2 separate regions of the Homo sapiens genome follow, and region 1 is linked to region 2. Evidence: chromatin loops called from intact Hi-C (ENCODE). Cell type or tissue: heart right ventricle. All regions are shown on one strand. Each heading gives the region's core, and the rest is flanking DNA. Links, peaks and the distances in the headings are about the cores only. Region 1 holds the start of LOC105370923 (a long non-coding RNA gene). Region 2 overlaps LINC01418 (long intergenic non-protein coding RNA 1418).

Region 1 (8,336 bases), core at 225-8,224, 80 kb after region 2:
AGGCAGTAAATTCAAAATTCCACTCCTTCCACCATTTACTCAGTCCCAAACTTCTCATAAATTTTCAAGTGAAATTCAAGAAAGTTTTTCTTCCTAAATGGGAAATATAGATTGGAGGTTTTCATTCATTTTGATTTCTTCTTTGGAGTGGAATTCCTAGAATCTGACTGGCACTTGGCCCTAAATGGTATTAATAGATACTGAGCTATGGAGATGAAACTTTTATGACAATAACATATTGATGTATGTGCTCATACAAAGGGATTTAAAATACTACTACTAATAAATGGATCTTAAAAGCATCCTAACAACTGTTGGTCTTTGATACTTACTTAATGCTGGCTGGATCCAGTGCAAGATACACTGCTAAGAAAATCCTAATAGTTATTTTTAAAATAATAATACATTTATTTATTCATTCTTACATGTCATTTAAATACGATTAGCAATCCTTTTTTATTCTCAGAGAAAACTCTTAGTGAGTCTGAGGATCAGATATGTCCCCAATATGTGTTCATACTGCTTAGCGTGGAATTGCATATGTTCTTTGCAGGTTTTGGCTGTGTGCAAATCGTGTGAGCGCTTTTTACAATAGAGAAAGCATTTTGGACAGATATTGAAATGAAGCTTCTCCATCATGCAGCTTTTAGAGTATTTGTCTCATGTGTTTTAACCCCTGTTCCCAATATCTTGTATTTCAGTGCTCACAGCTGAAGCACATGTCCTATTTTATGCCCTTCCTCATAACTACTGCTGATTATTTTGCATCTTGCACATCTAAATGTTCAGTTTTTCTTCCTAATTCCAATGATTCTCCTCATTTCTCAATGTCCTTTGTCCATCTTTGCTGCTCCATTTGCACTGCCTCCCAAAGGTCACTGTGGCTCCTTCTCTGACTTCCACAGTCAAGTTACACTTCATAAAAATTCTAAGCTCATTTTCAGAAGCCACAAATCTATCCTTCTTTAAAGTCTTCAAACTTTGATTGTGTAAATAAATACTCAGAAACAAGATTTCTAAAAAAAAAAACACTATTGGCCATCGTATGTTCAAAGGAGATAACAAATGTTTAACCTTATATGTTGTAGGCTTTCTAAACTTAATTTCAAAAAAAGACTAAATAAACAGTGTCAATATGTCTATAAACTCACAACGAAAATTTTCAGATCATCCAATTGTGTATTCATTGGCCGGAAACAATCATGTAAAAACCACAGCCCTGGAGCTGGGTAGCATAGAAACAAGAAGATTCAGCATTTCATGGTTGGTGACCTCAAATCTCTAAAGGGTTGTCAGGTTAAAAAAAAAAAAAAGAAAAGAAAAGAATAGAAATTTGACCTGATCTATAAAAATGAAAGTCGCTGGGCAAAGTTTTGGCTTTTCACTCCTGACAAAGATGAGCTCTCTCATAGGTAGACCAAGGCACACGAGTGATGACTTTCGTGGCCCCAAAATTCTTCAAGAAAATAGTAGATTGAGGAAGCGATCTGCGCATTGATAGAGGTGCTGTTTGAACTGGATGACATTTAAGCTTCCTTCTTTCTCCAAGATTCTGTGAGGCCATGAAGCATGCTATTTCATCCCCACTCCAATTGCTGTCTCCCTGGCCTGGTGCCCTTACCACCTCAATCTTGGGTCACTGATCTCTTTTGCAAGAAATCAGTCCTGCCTACCACCTGCAACTTCATCTTCCTAAAATGTCACTTTCCTTAAGGCCTGCTCTGTTCAAAGGCCAGTTCCCAGCCACACCAATGTAAATGCTTGTATTTATCGTTGATAAGCTCTTCCCACCCCATGAGATCATGAACTCTGCTCCAGGTAGACTGGCTTTTTTTGCTGTGTCCCCCACCCCGCCGCCCCCACATCTCACTAGTCCTCCACAGGGATCTTTACTTTTTTTTTAAATCAACACATTTCCTAGGCAGAGGAAATGTTTCAAGCAAAGGCACAAATATATAAAAACACTAGATGTATTCAGGAAATCGTAAGTAAAAGCATTTGCTCTATGACTCCCAGCTAGGTCTAACACTACATTTAGTTATCGCTTCTAACATCCTCATTCTTCTATTTTTAATAATAGTGCCCAACCCACCAAGGTTCTAAATCCGCAAATCTCCTTGTCCGTCTTCGCTCCCAGATATGGCCCCTGCCACCTAACATTGTCAATTTAATTGGGTTGAACCGTATGAAATTGCCATTACTGAAGGTAAAAATGGTCTGGTATCAGCAATTTCACATGATTCAACCTAATAGTTTTTCGAGGTCCTTAAAACTCTCTCCTCTTCTCTTCTGACCATCCCAGACACTCTTCTGCCTCTCGCCTCTCCAGCCACCTCCTGGATCAAGGCCTTCGCTCCTCACTGGCCTCCTGGCACTTTCCCAGCCCATCCAGCTCACAGGTACCAGAAAACAATATAAAACAGTGTTCTCCAATGCCTGCAAGACACACCCCAAAACTCTCAGTTGAGCCTCCCAGACTCTCTACAATCTGCCTCTGACTTGCTTTTCCAAACTTATTTTCTACTCTTCAGCTCACCCAAAATCTTCACTGGAAGAGACCCTAGAGCTCACCTAGTCTCATGGTTCCCAAACTCAGCTTCACAGCAGAATCCCCTGAGGAGCTTTTACTTTATCGGTCATTCTATCTAGCTCTCTAGCCATACATTTATTTATATATGGGTTTATCATGCCTAGCACTTAAAAATTTTTTTAATTAATAGACTTTCCTTTTTTTTTTTTTTTTTTTTTTTGAGACAGAGTCTCGCTTTGTTGCCCAGGCTGGATGCAGTGGCGCAATCTCGGCTCACCGCAACCTCTGCCTCCCTGCAACCTCTGCCTCCCAGGTTCAAGCGATTCTCCTGGCTCAGCCTCCCGAGTTGCTGAGACTACAGGCGCCCGCCACCACGCCCAGCTAATTTTCTGTATTTTTAGTAGAGATGGGATTTCACTGTGTTAGCCAGGATGATCCGCCCTCCTCGGCCTCCCAAAGTGCTGGGATTACAGGCACGAGCTACCGCGCCCGGCCAGCTTTACTTTTTAGAGCAGTTTTAGGCTTACAGCAAAATTAACCGGAAAGTACAGAGAGTTCTCACATTGCCCTACCCCATACACACAGGCAGCCTCTCTACCATCAACAACCCACATTAGGGTGCAGGCATTACAATCAATAACCAACATTGACACATCATTACCAACAAAAGAAAAATGTTTTTGAATAGGCAATACATACTTTAAAAAAAAAAAAGGATCCAAGCAGTATAAAAAGATATGCAGGGAAACGGAAGTCTCTCCAGCTCCTGATCCCTGAAGCCGCAGTCTCCCTCCCTGAGATATATTCTATGTATATGATTATACTTGTAGGTAGGTCTTCATCTACAATTTTAATACAAATGAAGCATGCCATACACCTGTAATGAACCTAAATTTTTTCCTATTTATTTATTTATTTATTTATTTATTTATTTATTTATTTTGAGACAGAGTCTCGCTCTGTCATCCAGGCTGGAGTGCAGTGGCACTCGGCTCACTGCAAGCTCCGCCTCCCAGGTTCATGCCATTCTCCTGCCTCAGCCTCCCGAGTAGCTGAGACTACAGGCACCCGCCGACACACCCGGCTAATTTTTTTTTTTTTTTTTAAGTAAAGACGGGGTTTCACCATGTTAGCCAGGATGGTCTCCATCTCTTGACCTCGTGATCTGCCCGTCTCAGCCTCCCAAAGTGCTGGGATTACAGGCGTGAGCCACCATGCCTGGCCAATTTTTTCTTTTTAATAATACATATTGTTGATCAGTGCAGGAATTAGGGGAAAATTTTTTAATGCATATTGAAGATTGTGCAATATCAATACAAATTACACTGCATCATTCTTTTTAACAGCATTTTGCCAAGTCATCTAAAGTATATATTTACGTCTTTAACTCATCATCCCCTATTGACAGATATAAGGAACTTTTTAAACTGTTGGTTTCCAGATCTCATCCCAAAATTATTGAATACGAATTTCAAGAGGTGAACCCAGAAATTTGTATTTCATACATCTTCTCTAGGTTACTCTCATGTAGGCATCTCACAAGACTAGTTTACAAAGCAATAAAATAGCTCATCCTTCTAATTTTCCAAATAAGAAAACTAGGTTTAAAAGATATAAAGCGATTTTCTCAAAGTCTCACAGCAGAGAAGTTAGAGGCAGAGTTAACTGTACAACAGGGCCCCCTGAATAGGAGGTGTGGAGGAATTAATTCATCTAGGATATACACCATAAAAATGTGACTAGGATAAGTAACCCCAAATACCCTAGTCCCGTTTATCAAGAGGTTTTAAGTGATAGTGTTCTTGCAGTACAGTCGCTGATGTTCATGATGAGGACCCTGAAGTGCCTTCTGAGTCATCAAAGGGCTAGTAAGGTAATGCCATCATGGATTTAATGAGAAGTGTGTTTTAAAGCCTACATCCATGGGTGGTAGGCTTGCATATTATCAATAAACAGCATATTAAACTTATTCATAACTCATTAAAATCACTTCTGGCTATTCCATAAAAGCAGAAGTTTTCTGTATATCTGCACAGGGAATGTTCTAGAAAGATCTTGGTTTCCAGAAATCTCTAGTCTCTACTTTAGCATTTAAGCTCAGTTTCTTCGGCTATAAAATTAGGATAATAGTACTATCCATATTATCCACTACCTCATGGGGTTGCTGTGAGACAATTTATATGAAAGGATTTTCAAAAGCATAATATCTCCTATACAAAATAAAATAATAGTATTTTATCACTTTTAAAGATATGCATCCAACAAAATGCTCTGATGGAGAAGATTTGGCCCAGGCCAAATTGACTAACACCATTCATGCATCTTGCTTTAAATTTTTAAAATTCTTTCTAACCTATGAATGTAATATAATCACAAGGTTAAAAAAAATCCAAAGGTCAAGAGAATATAAAATGAAAAGACAGTAATAATAGCATAGGTCTGGATTGAGAGACATAGACAGATAGCACTTATCACATGCCATGCATATGGTAAATGCTCCTCAGAAAAACTCTTTGAGGTAAGTTACTATTATTATCTGCATTTCATAGATGATCAAACTGAGGCACAGAGAAATTTAGTAACTTTCCCAAGTTACACAGTTAGTAAGTGTCAGAGCTGGTTTTCTGTCATCACCCCCCAAATACTAGTCTTATTCTCTAAAGATGACCACTGTTTCACAGTCAATTCCACATCTGTATGAGTTTTCTATTTCTGCACAACAAATTACCCTAAAATTTAGGGCTTAAAACAATAAGCATCTGGCCGGGTGTGGTGGCTCACGCCTGTAATCCCAGCACTTTAGGAGGCCGAGACGGGCGGATCACGAGGTCAGAAGATCAAGACCATCCTGGCTAACATGGTGAAACTCCACCTCTACTAAAAATACAAAAAATTAGCAGGGCGTGGTGGCAGGTGCCTGTACTCCCAGCTACTCGTGAGGCTGAGGCAGGAGAATGGCATGAACCCGGGAGGTGGAGCTTGCAGTGAGCCGAGATCACCCCACTGCACTCCAACCTGGGCAACAGAGTGAGACTCCGTCTGAAAAACAAACAAACAAACAACAACAACAAAAACAACAACATAAGCATCTATTAACTCACAGCTTTTATGGATCAGGAATCAGGGTGTGGCTTAGCCAGGTGCGTCTGACTTAAGATCTCTTATTAGGTTCAATCAAGATGTTGATAAGGGCGGCAGTCTCATCTGAAGATTCGTCTTGGGGAGGATCTGCTTTAGGTTCATTCCTGTGGTTGTTGGCAGGTCTCAGTTCCTCATGGTCTATTGGACTGAAAGCCTCAAGTACTCGTGGACAGAGGCAGGGGCCCTCTTCAGTTTCTCACCGCATAGATTTCTCCACACGACTGCCTCCATCCAGAGTCAGTGATGAGAGAGAAAGACAGAGGGAAAGAGAGAGATCACACCAAGACAGAAGCCACAGTATTTTTATAACCTAGTCTCAAAAGTGACATCCTCTCACTTCTGCCATATTCGGTCATTAGAAGCAAGTCACAAAGTCCAAACCATACTCAAGGGGAGAGGGTCACACAAGGAGGTAGGGATCATTGGGGGCCGTCTTAAAGATTGTGCACCATGACAGTCCTCTAGAACTTTTCTATACAAATAAAACTTTTTTTTACAGAAATTATATCCTTTGCATTTTGCCTTTACGGATATCAAAGTGATCCCCTCATTTACTAGTACAGCTAGAATTCCATGTGCAGAAGCTACATAATTTCACAAGCAAGTCCCCTATCGATGGGCATGTAGGTTATTTGAAGCAAAACACCCCTTTCACTGATTTGCTAAGTATGCACTGAACATCGCTGTGAACCAGGCTCTGTGTTGGATGGTGTTGGAGGCACAGAGATGGGGGATAAGACCCCTGCTCTGAATACATTCTCAGCCTAGAGGGAGAAAAGACAGTTAAGCAATTGTGAAAGGGCCTGGAAGATATCACTGTGGAAGGGGTATTAGGTATCAGGTAAGGGGCTGAACATGTCTGATAACTCCAGAAGTAAGGACACCATCTCACTTTGCACAGATGAGTAAACTGAGTCACAAATTTGCCATTTGTTTCACCCACACCTTCCATAAAAACATGAAAAACATGTGCTACAGTTGGAACCAGCGCTAAAGACTCATGGGGTGGGTAGCACCCATAATGCCATTTTTAGACCGTGCCCAGATCCTGCAATTCTAATACATGCCCTGAAAAATTAAGTCAATAAAATAAAATTAAAAAATCAGTCAAACAAAGACCTTGGCATTTGGGAGACCATACGATTGACTACGTTTCACTTTTCAGTCAGGGTTCTGGCATCTTTTAGTCACTGTCTAAATTACTTCATGTGACATTTTTATTGAGCTTTTTTTAAAACAGAGAATTCTGTATTCATTTTCTTCTCATCCAATGGTAATTTTTCTTTGTCCACCTGAAAAGAATACATTACAGAATAATATTTGATTGTTCACAAGACAGTCAAGGCTTTATTTAGAATTAATGTCAAAGAAATGCCCTGTGCCCATAAGGTGCTATTCATGTTCTCGGTTCTCCTCACGTGGCCTGGCCGCACCACGGCAACTCCGCCGGGCTCTATTTTTCAAGTCAGTTACACGTATTACTAAAAGGAACATCATTCTCTTAGTTGACTATTTTATGACAAATGAGTGCTTGCTTTTTCTCAAAATACCTCCTATAAAAGCCATTTTTTTCTGAAGTGGTAAAGATAGAAACATTGGATTTAGGTAGACCCAAGGTTGGAGTCCTAAGTCCAACACTTACTGACTGTGTGGCCTTAGGTAGGTAATTTAACTTCTACCTAAGTTTCCTTGTCTCTGAAATGGGTTTACTCAGACCTACCCCATAGGGTTGGACCAATGTAGAGTGCCTGGGTCAGAATGAGAGGCTCAGTAAACTATAGAAATTATCACTGACCTTCCCTGAGCCAATGTAAGTGATGCTTAACTCTTCCCACTCTCCCTTCCTGGAAAGCTGGTTGGTCTTAACACTTGGGGAAGAGATCCTTTAGCACTTTAAGCATCGCTTGTGGGCAAGGTCAGGTTTGACTAGGTCAGGGAAGGGAGGAAGCCAAAGGGGAGGCAGTGTTGAGTGTTAGAAGGGCCCTTGTTCCCTAGCCAGGGAGGGAATTACTCTTTTATGGCGAAAAAGAGTGAATGTGCCCAATGCAAATTCCCTTCCTTCCCGAGTTACCTTGCTCCAACAAAGCGTCTGGACTACTACTCCCAGCCATTGCATTGGCCAGCAGGCTCAAAACCCACTTGAGAGAAGACTTTGTTCATATTTTGTTTGTTTGTTTGAGACAGAGTCTTGCTCCGTCCCCCAGGCTGGAGTCCAGTGGCGCGATCCCGGCTCACTGCAAGCTCTGCCTCTCGAGTTCACGCCATTATCCTGCCTCAGCCTCCCGAGTAGCTGGGACTACAGGCGCCCGCCACCACGCCCAGTTAATTTTTTGTATTTTTAGTAGAGACGGGGTTTCACCGTGTTAGCCAGGATGGTCTCAATCTCCTGACCTCGTGATCCGCCCGCCTCGGCCTCCCAAAGTGCTGGGATTACAGGCGTGAGCCACCTCGCCCGGCCAAATTTGTTCATATTTCTTAGAAAGATAAGACTTAAGAGATAAGAGCTCTGCATCACTTAGTGACTGTAATTCACTGAAGATATCAGAACTTTTCCCAAGAGCCCATTTTGGTAGTATAAGGAGTACCCATGAAATAGGGAAAGGGGAAGAGATGCTAGCACAGACCCATTTGGAAATTTCTCCGTACATTTTATCTCATAGTTACA
Region 2 (8,336 bases), core at 54-8,053:
TAATAAAATGGCCAGTAAGTGGTAGAGTCAGAATTAAAATCATAAGCATCAGAACAGCTTCAGAGTTTACGGTCTTTTTAATACATTAGTCCTCTGACAGTCCCTTGGTCTATGTGTTCAGGATGGCTTTCCAAAATGCAAATATAAGAACAATGTAGCTGAATATACTCAATTCAAAAAGGTTGTCCTTTATTTGGAGTTTTTTTCCTTCCTAGTTTTTTTTGGTTTCAAAGCTATTTTTAGTTTAAGGAATGCTGGGGGTGGAAAAAGAAGATTGTTGGAGTCATACCGACCCAGACTTGAATATCAGCACTGCTGCTTCCTGCCTGTGTAACAGCAGAGGCTGGAGCCTCTGTTTGCTTATCTATAAAACGAGGATAATGAGGCCTATCTCATAAAGCTGTTTTGAAGATTGAGATAATGTGCAGTGCCTGACAGGTTGCCTAATCCACTGTTGATGTTCATTCTCTCACTCCACCGTCTTTGCAACGCCCACCAATCACTTGGCTCCGTCCATCGCTTGCATGTAAATGAATCCTGCATCCACATTGTCAGGCCTTTCCTCTTCCTGGTCCTGGCCTTCTAAGCACCTCCACCCCCATGCCTTGCCAGTGTCTCAGGCTCAGCATATCCAAAGCTGAACCCTCCCACCCCAAAACCTTCTTTCACTCCTGTTTCCTTTGTTTCTGTTGATGACACACCCATTGGCCCTGTCACCCAAGCCAGTAAACTTGAGAGTCGTTTTTGATTCCCTTTTCCTGTACAACTGATGGGCTAACATAGCCAACAGTCTCACCCTCCCAATTCTCACCGCCACTCTCCCACGCTGGTTCTTAGATCCCACACAGGGACCACACTCACTCCCAATGCCTTCACCTCCAGCCTCTCTGCCCTGGATTGCTTTTTGGGAGGTAACATCACATCCCTGTCCAGAAGGCTTTAGTCATTTCCAAAGGCCTCGAAGATCACATCCAGACTCCTTAGCCTAGTTCTCAAAACCCTCTGCAACCTCACACCACCGTTCCTGTTTTACCATCTTTCTCCTACCATCCTGTGATACACTCTAAACTCCAGCCAAATTATCAAAGACCCACTTTCTGCCTTCATCTCCCCCAACGAGGTCTAGCCCCATGCTTTTGCATATGCTCTTTTTTTTTCCACCAGATTTCCTGATGTCTATTTTTTAATGGGGTACATGTGATATTTCAGTACACATAAACGACGTGTAATGATCAAACCATGGTAACTGAGATATCTATCACATCAAATATTTATCACTTCTTTGTGTTGGGAACATTCAAAAATCCTCTCTTCTATCGATTTTGAAGTACACAATAAATTGCTGTTAACTGCAGCCCGCCCCACAGAGCGTGGGAATTTATTCCTCATATCTAACTGTAATTTTATACCCATTAACCAACCTCTCCCTGTCTCCCCTCCTCCATACTCTTCTCAGTCTCTGGCAACTACTATTCTACTCTCTATTTCTATAAGTTTAGCTTTTTTAGTGCCCACATATGAAAAATTGCCTAATATCTTGATGAGACATCCCCAGGAGGATCCCCTCCCGAAGCCCTAACACTCTCCAAGCAAATGCCAGCTTGTTAGAGCTCAAATGAGCCAAGATTCTGCTCTTTTTAGTAGTCATGTAGTCATGTCTATAGGTCTTAAATATAAAGCTGGCTAAGTATGATACATTACTTCAAATTTAGTCCTCAATGCTTTGTTTGAAATATAAGTAGGTAAGTTGGCTTTCAGTTATATATTCAGAAAGAACAGGTGCATCACTTATATCCTGGCAACCAAGCTTCACCATACCTGGCCCGTGTCAATAAGAGTTAGGACTGCACCCACTTACTCTGTAAATCAGGGGGCCCAGTGGTTCTCCCTCTGGGACAGCCTGAGGCTACAGCCTGAGGCACACCACTCCTCTGGCACCCACCAAGATCCAATAGGGAAGGTATCACCTCTCCTCTGACTGGATGAGAAAGAGCTGGTTTGCTAGGGGACAGGGGCTGTGGGAACACCCCAAAATCCTTTTTCTTCCCCATCAGACCTGGGGAGACAGAAGGCAGCATCAAGCTTTTCTTATATCCACACCTCCACCTTGTGAATCTGCATTCTCTCAAGGGACCCACTGGTGTACAGGGAAAAGAGCAACTCCTAGCTCTACTCCTGAACCTAGAAAGTGAGTCCTTAATGGAATCACTAATCCTTCCCTTTCTCCCATTTCCACATGCTCACGGGCTCCACCTCTATCACGTGCCAGTGCTAAAGCCACACAGTGCTGGAGGCCTCTCCAGTGCCATCTCTGAGCTGGCTCTCCTGCTGTGAATTTCCACTGCCCTCCATCAGGGTCGTTTCTAGTCGTGATGCTGCGTTAGAATGATCCATGGAGCTCTGCAAGTGCTGAAATTCCCACCCCTGCCAGGCCCAACCATAACCTCCAGGGGATTGGGCCAGGTGTCTGTACTCTGTATCATTGGAGCACCCTTATTTGTAGTTTGGCATGGAGAGAATGGGCCCACAACAGTGTCCTGAATTACAATATTAATGCCCACATGAGTGTAAAATTTAGTCACTCTCCCTTCGGAACGGCCCCTCCTCCAACACATACCACATGTCTGGGAATCCCCCGCATGCCCATCATTTCCAAAGCTTACCCTTTCCCAGAGCTGCCCCACGGGATGCACAAAGGCCCCTGGTGAGTGTGGTGGACAGTCAGCTCAGTGCCCTGCCAGCTTGAAGAAGCCCAACATCCTCTTCACGTGGCTCTCCCTGTATCCCTCATGGGAGGGGGCATCATTCACGGTTTTTATAATGCCTTCCACATTTGCAAATAAAATGAATTCCGCTCCACCTTAAGAACTAAGTCAAAAGAAAGAAATCAATTTTTGAAGCCAAATTCAATGAACTAAATTCGTAATTTAAAATAAAACCTTTTAGATTCTTTCACTATATTTCCCCCTCTAGTTACTTTTTATTACTACATTTCAAATTCCTACTTCTGACATCCCTTTTTCACTGAAGTTCAACCAGTTAATTTTTTTTTTTTTTGAGACGGAGTCTCACGCCCAGCCTGGAGTGCAGTGGCACCATCTCGGCTCACTGCAAGCCCCACCTCCCGGGTTCACACTATTCTCCTGCCTCAGCCTCCCGAGTAGCTGAGACTACAGGCGCCCACCACCATGCCTGGCTAATTTTTTGTATTTTTAGTAGAGACAGGGTTTCACCATGTTAGCCAAGATGGTCTCGATCTCCTGACCTCATGATCTGCCTGCCTCGGCCTCCCAAAGTGCTGGGATTACAGGCATGAGCCACCACACCTGGCCCATTTTTTAAAAATATATATACTTCTATTAAATGCCAAGAATGATGGATCCAAACCAACACCAAAGATAAATGCACGTTATCCTGTTCCTGGAGGAAATCGGCTACACACATTGTTTACTTCAAACCCCAGCACTTGATTCAGTTCAAGTGCCACTATTTTTGCTAATTTAAATTATCTTGCAAAAAATTAAAACATTCTGAGATCCTTTGCTACTTGCTTTAAATATTATTCATATATTGTCCAAAAAATTCTTGATTTTCTTTGTGTGCCTTTTCTGAATAAATAGTTTTCCCTCTTTCTACAAGGTGACTACATTTTGTCTTGAGATCAAAATATTTCCAAAGAAACATATGGCCAATGTCATGGAAAAGCCCTCCCCATATGTCAGCGTTTGATTTACATGCCACATATCTACCTTCGGGGGGTGGATATGTAGATGAGAAATAGTCACGGTGGCGGTTCCCCGGTTCATCTTTCCCTTGAAGCATCCTAAACTCTGGGGAAGAGAAAAACAAGTGTTTTAGAACTCTGGATAAGCATCAGCAGGACATTTCTGGGGACCCACTTTGTAGTTCAGGTGCAGAATGGTCAGGTTGGTATCGCCAAAACAGGGACAAGCTGCCCATAAACATCATGGCACTGTAAAAAGGCGGCCAGGCTGAACTGCAAAGTCATCTAGGAGAAAAAAGAACTAAAATCTTTCAAGCTCCTATGATGCTCTGGGCACAGTGTTCGTCCTACTTATCCCAGTAACATTAAGAGAGAAGCAGGAGACTTTGTTGTCGCCAAGGATATATTGTGAAAAATCTCTAAAAATACATTTCAAACTTGCAGCTTACCAAAAAATTGTTACCAAAGGCTGTGAGAAATGAAGACCCTTACCACTGCCCTACACCCATCATCAGCATTATTTCCTAAAGTGTGGCTGAGGCCGAGGGATGTGATGAAGTTCATTGAAGAAATGATGAGCAAACAGGAGTTAAAAAAAAAAATGGCAGGTAAAAGTGAGGGAAGGGCTGGAAGCTAGGGATGCACATTGGCTACCTATTGCTGAGTTTAAAATTACCCCCAAAACTTAGTGACTTAAAACAACAAACATGCATGGTTGTTGTCACAGGTTCTGTGGGTCAGGAATTAAGAAGTGGCTCTGGGCCGGGCACAGTGGCTCCCTCCTGTAATCCTAGCACTTTGGGAGGCCAAGGCAAGTGAATCACTTGAGGTCAGAAGTTCGAGACTAGCCTGGCCAGCGTGGCGAAACCCCATCTCTACTACAAATACAAAAAAATTAGCCGGACGTGGTGGCTCACGCCTGTAGTCCCAGCTACTCAGGAGGCTGAGGCAGGAGAATCATTTGAACCAGGGTGGCAGAGGTTGCAGTGAGCCGAGATTGTACCACTGGACTCCAGCCTGGGTGACACAGCGAGATTCTGTCTCAAAAAAAAAAAAAAAAAAGTGGGTCTGGCTCCCTTTTGAGGTTACAGCCAAGATGTCAGCAGGAGTTCAGGTATCTAAAGGCCTAACGGGGTTCTCAAACTCTCTGGCGCCTTGTTAGCAGGAGGCCTCAGTTATTCACTGGTCCTCGGACAGAGGCCTCTGCTCCCTGTCACACAGGCCTTCTCATAGGGCTTCTTGAGTGTCCTTATGACATAAAAGCTGACTACTCCCAGAGCAAGTGATTCAAAAGAAAAAGCACAAAAGAAGTCTTAATGCCTTTTATGACCTCGTCTAAGAAATTGCATGCCATTATTAGCACTTTTTTCTATCCATTAGAAATGAGTCACTAGGTCCAGCCCACATTCATAAGGAGGGGAATTAGACTCCACCCCTTGAAGGAAGAGTATCAAAGAAATTGTATGTATTTTAAAACCACCACAGAAAGGGTGAGGGAGCAGGAATAGTTTGGTAGCAGGGAATTTTGTTGTGTGCATAACTTGGCAATAAAAACACGACTTTTACATTCTAACACAGTTGCTTCCAAACAGCCAGTCAGACCCTTTAGACCCATTTATGATCACTTTCAACTCCAACAATCTATGACTCAGTATTCAAGCAGTCTTGCAACTCACTTTATGTTTGGGTGCTCAAAGCCAATAAGCAATTGTATCAACCTTATTAAGAAGGTCTTACAGGTCATGAGCCTGTAGGGAGGCCCAGACTAAGTTCACTGTCCTCAGACTGACCTCCCAGATTTCATTGACTGTTGCAGTTAAACAGAATGTGTTGAACAATTTGCACATTTGACCCATGTATTAAATTCATATAATTTTGTAGCAAGAGATGGCTTTGTCCCTGCAAAGGCTCTCTCACTCCATCTCAGATAAAAATAAGCAAAGCTGCTTTTAGAAGCTTTGTATACTTTTTCCCCTTCTGACAGCCTTCAAGTGGCAGCATATGATTTGGTCCCTGAGACATACAAAGTGTTTTAATTAAAGGTTGTCTAAAAATACAGAACGTTTCCACAACCACATCTGCCATTAACTCTTCTGGCATCCTGGTGGCATTAAGTCCTAGAAAATTCTTACATATTAAAAAGAACCCAAGTATGCCTCTGCTGTCTGTTTGCTCCGACAAAACCAAACAGCATGTTTGTCGTTGGTGACCACAATAATTACAGGCACTGTGGGGCCTGCTACAATTTGTTCTTACAACTTGAGAACCAAGCGTAGAGATTTTGTGGCATTTTGCTGAATGGCTTTATTTAAACATTCTGTGTGGAGGAGTAATGGCTTAAGTGTCCACTAGACCAATCCAGGGTACCAGCTTTCTGTGACTTTGGACAAGTCCATTAATTCTGGTGGGCCCCAGTTTTTGTTTTTAATCTATCATTGCCATTGAACAATGACAACATGCCAAGGGCCATGTAAAGTGCTTTACATCGATGATAGCACCTAATCCTGTCTCATCCTCATGAGACAGGTCCCACTATGCCCATTTTATAAGTGTTCTTCATCTTGATTGTTTATGCCTTACCTGATGTTGAAGAAAGGCTTTCCAGCAGGGTTCAGTGGCTCAAGCCTGTAATCCCAACAATTTGAGAGGCCGAGGCAGGAAGATCGCTTGAGCCCAGGTGTTCGAGACCAGCCTGGGCATCATAGTGAGACCTCATCTCTAGTTTTTTGTTTTTTTTTTTTTTTCTTTTGAGATGGAGTCTCACTCTATTACACTGGCTGGAGCGCAGTAGCACAATCTCAGCTCACTGCAACCTCCGCCTCCCGGGTTCAATCGATTCTCCTGCCTCAGCTTCCTGAGTAGCTGGGATTACAGGCATGCACCACCACATCTGGCTAATTTTTGTATTTTTAGTAGAGACGGGGTTTCACCGTGTTGGTCAGGCTGGGCTCGAACTCTTGACATCAGGTGATCTGCCCGCCTCAGCCTCCCAGAGTGCTGGGATTACAGGCATTAGCCACCACGCCCGGCCTAAAATTTTTTTAAAAAAGAAGGCTTTCCTTTGAAAAGCAATGGAGGGTAGTGTAAACAGCATATATATTGGAGAGAGAGCACCTAGGTTCAAATGCTGGCTCTGCAATTTACTATACAGCTGAGTGATCTTGAGCTAACTACTTAACATCTCTGTGCCTCAGTTTTTCCCATCAATAAAATTTGAGTCTCAAATTTAACAAGACTTATAGTCTTGTTAACATGAATTAAAAAAGTTGAAGAGCTTAGAACAGTGCTTGGTACATAATAGTTTGCCCCAAGAACAGTAAATCCGGAATGACCTTGAACCAGTCCTTCACTGCACCAAAGAGGTAGACTAGGGAATTCGATCCTTGATTAGTCAAGGGAGAGGAAAAATACGCTTTCAGGAATGACCTCTGTGCACAGCCACCTCTAGAGACACCAACCTGAGCCAGAAAGAGAAGAGCCTTAAGGCTTTCCTGCATGCCAGGTTATCTGGGAGATAAGGCGGAGCCTGCAGCAGTGTCTGTCTTCACTTGGCAACAGGGCCATGAATGGCAGCAAGGCCCTGTCAGATGCACCTCAACAAGGGCCACCTGCACTGTAGGACAGATGTCATGACATTTCATGCAGAATTCCAGCTGCTGGTGCCCATTAGGCCCATTATGAGACTCCCTTCCTCATTCCCTGTAATCTCTACAACAACCTTGTAATCGATCAACACCCAGAAGCCTGAATCCAACTTTGGCTACAGGCTTGCTTTGGCCCACAAATGCACAGCAGCAATACATGAATAAAATCTTTGTTCTTTCCTTCCTTCTTTACCCCAGATATTCTTCCCAACAAATGAGATGCTGCCATAAATATTCCCAAGACTGCTGTGGGTAGTATAGGAGACCTGGTCTTTAAGATAATAGGCTGAATGTTTCCCTAAACAGGAACCCACTTTATATATCTTTGCAAAGGTAACAAAAGATAAACATTTCATTCACTGGAACCTGAGGAGTGGAGTAAAAAATGTAAATTACTGAGAGAAGAGCACTTCAAATGGGAGAGAAAAACTACATTTCACAAGGGGCTTTTGGCAGCTGGAGGTCATGAATAGCACGTATATCTGCATTGAACAGAGGACTGTTCAGGGAAGTAAATGGGATGAGAGCAAGAGTAGAGATAGGATCTCAAGGAAAATCTCACTCCTATTGAGCTGAGCATTGTGTTATGGGAACAGCTGCAGTCCACATGAAGGACACTTAGAGAAGGAGACATGGAAAAGAGAATTTCTAAGAAGTGTTGCCATGCACTAAGAATCTCCCCCTCCTTCCTCCAAACCACCCCTTGGAGACTTTTCGAGAGACTAAGTAAAAACTGGAGGTGTTTTTAATTATCTTTTTCTGAGGGACTTTTAATTCTTTTTATTGATACTATACAAAGTTGGGGCCACATGGGGCCCCAGTTATAGTTAGGTTATATATACAAAACTCACTAACTCAATAGAATCTCAATCCTGGGATTCCATAGTTCTAAGAACACAATATCTGGGCGAATATTACCTAAGCAGTAGTGTTTGTGCCAAGCCCCCATAAGAAAATGTGCCTTTTCA

The links. Peaks named below come from ENCODE experiments on the same cell type or tissue, not always from the same donor. Only the 100,000 strongest peaks of a DNase experiment are listed, where the experiment ranks them.
Region 1: it touches region 2 in a loop (2.3-fold over the local background); 11 of 110 quality-filtered maps call a loop at or near these places.

The regions. Positions count from the first base shown.
Region 1 is chr15:82,030,830-82,039,165 of GRCh38, forward strand. LOC105370923 (a long non-coding RNA gene) reads right to left here and starts at 1,790. Exons shown (of 3, transcript XR_932531.2): 1 at 1-1,790. In heart right ventricle, for the core only: no CTCF peak of the experiment used is centred there; no DNase peak of the experiment used is centred there.
Region 2 is chr15:81,950,640-81,958,975 of GRCh38, forward strand. It overlaps LINC01418 (long intergenic non-protein coding RNA 1418), which reads right to left. Exons shown (of 6, transcript XR_001751640.2): 2 at 3,750-3,830; 3 at 2,664-2,868. Among named protein-coding and RNA genes, the nearest start is that of LINC01418, 12 kb to the right of the region's middle. In heart right ventricle, for the core only: no CTCF peak of the experiment used is centred there; no DNase peak of the experiment used is centred there.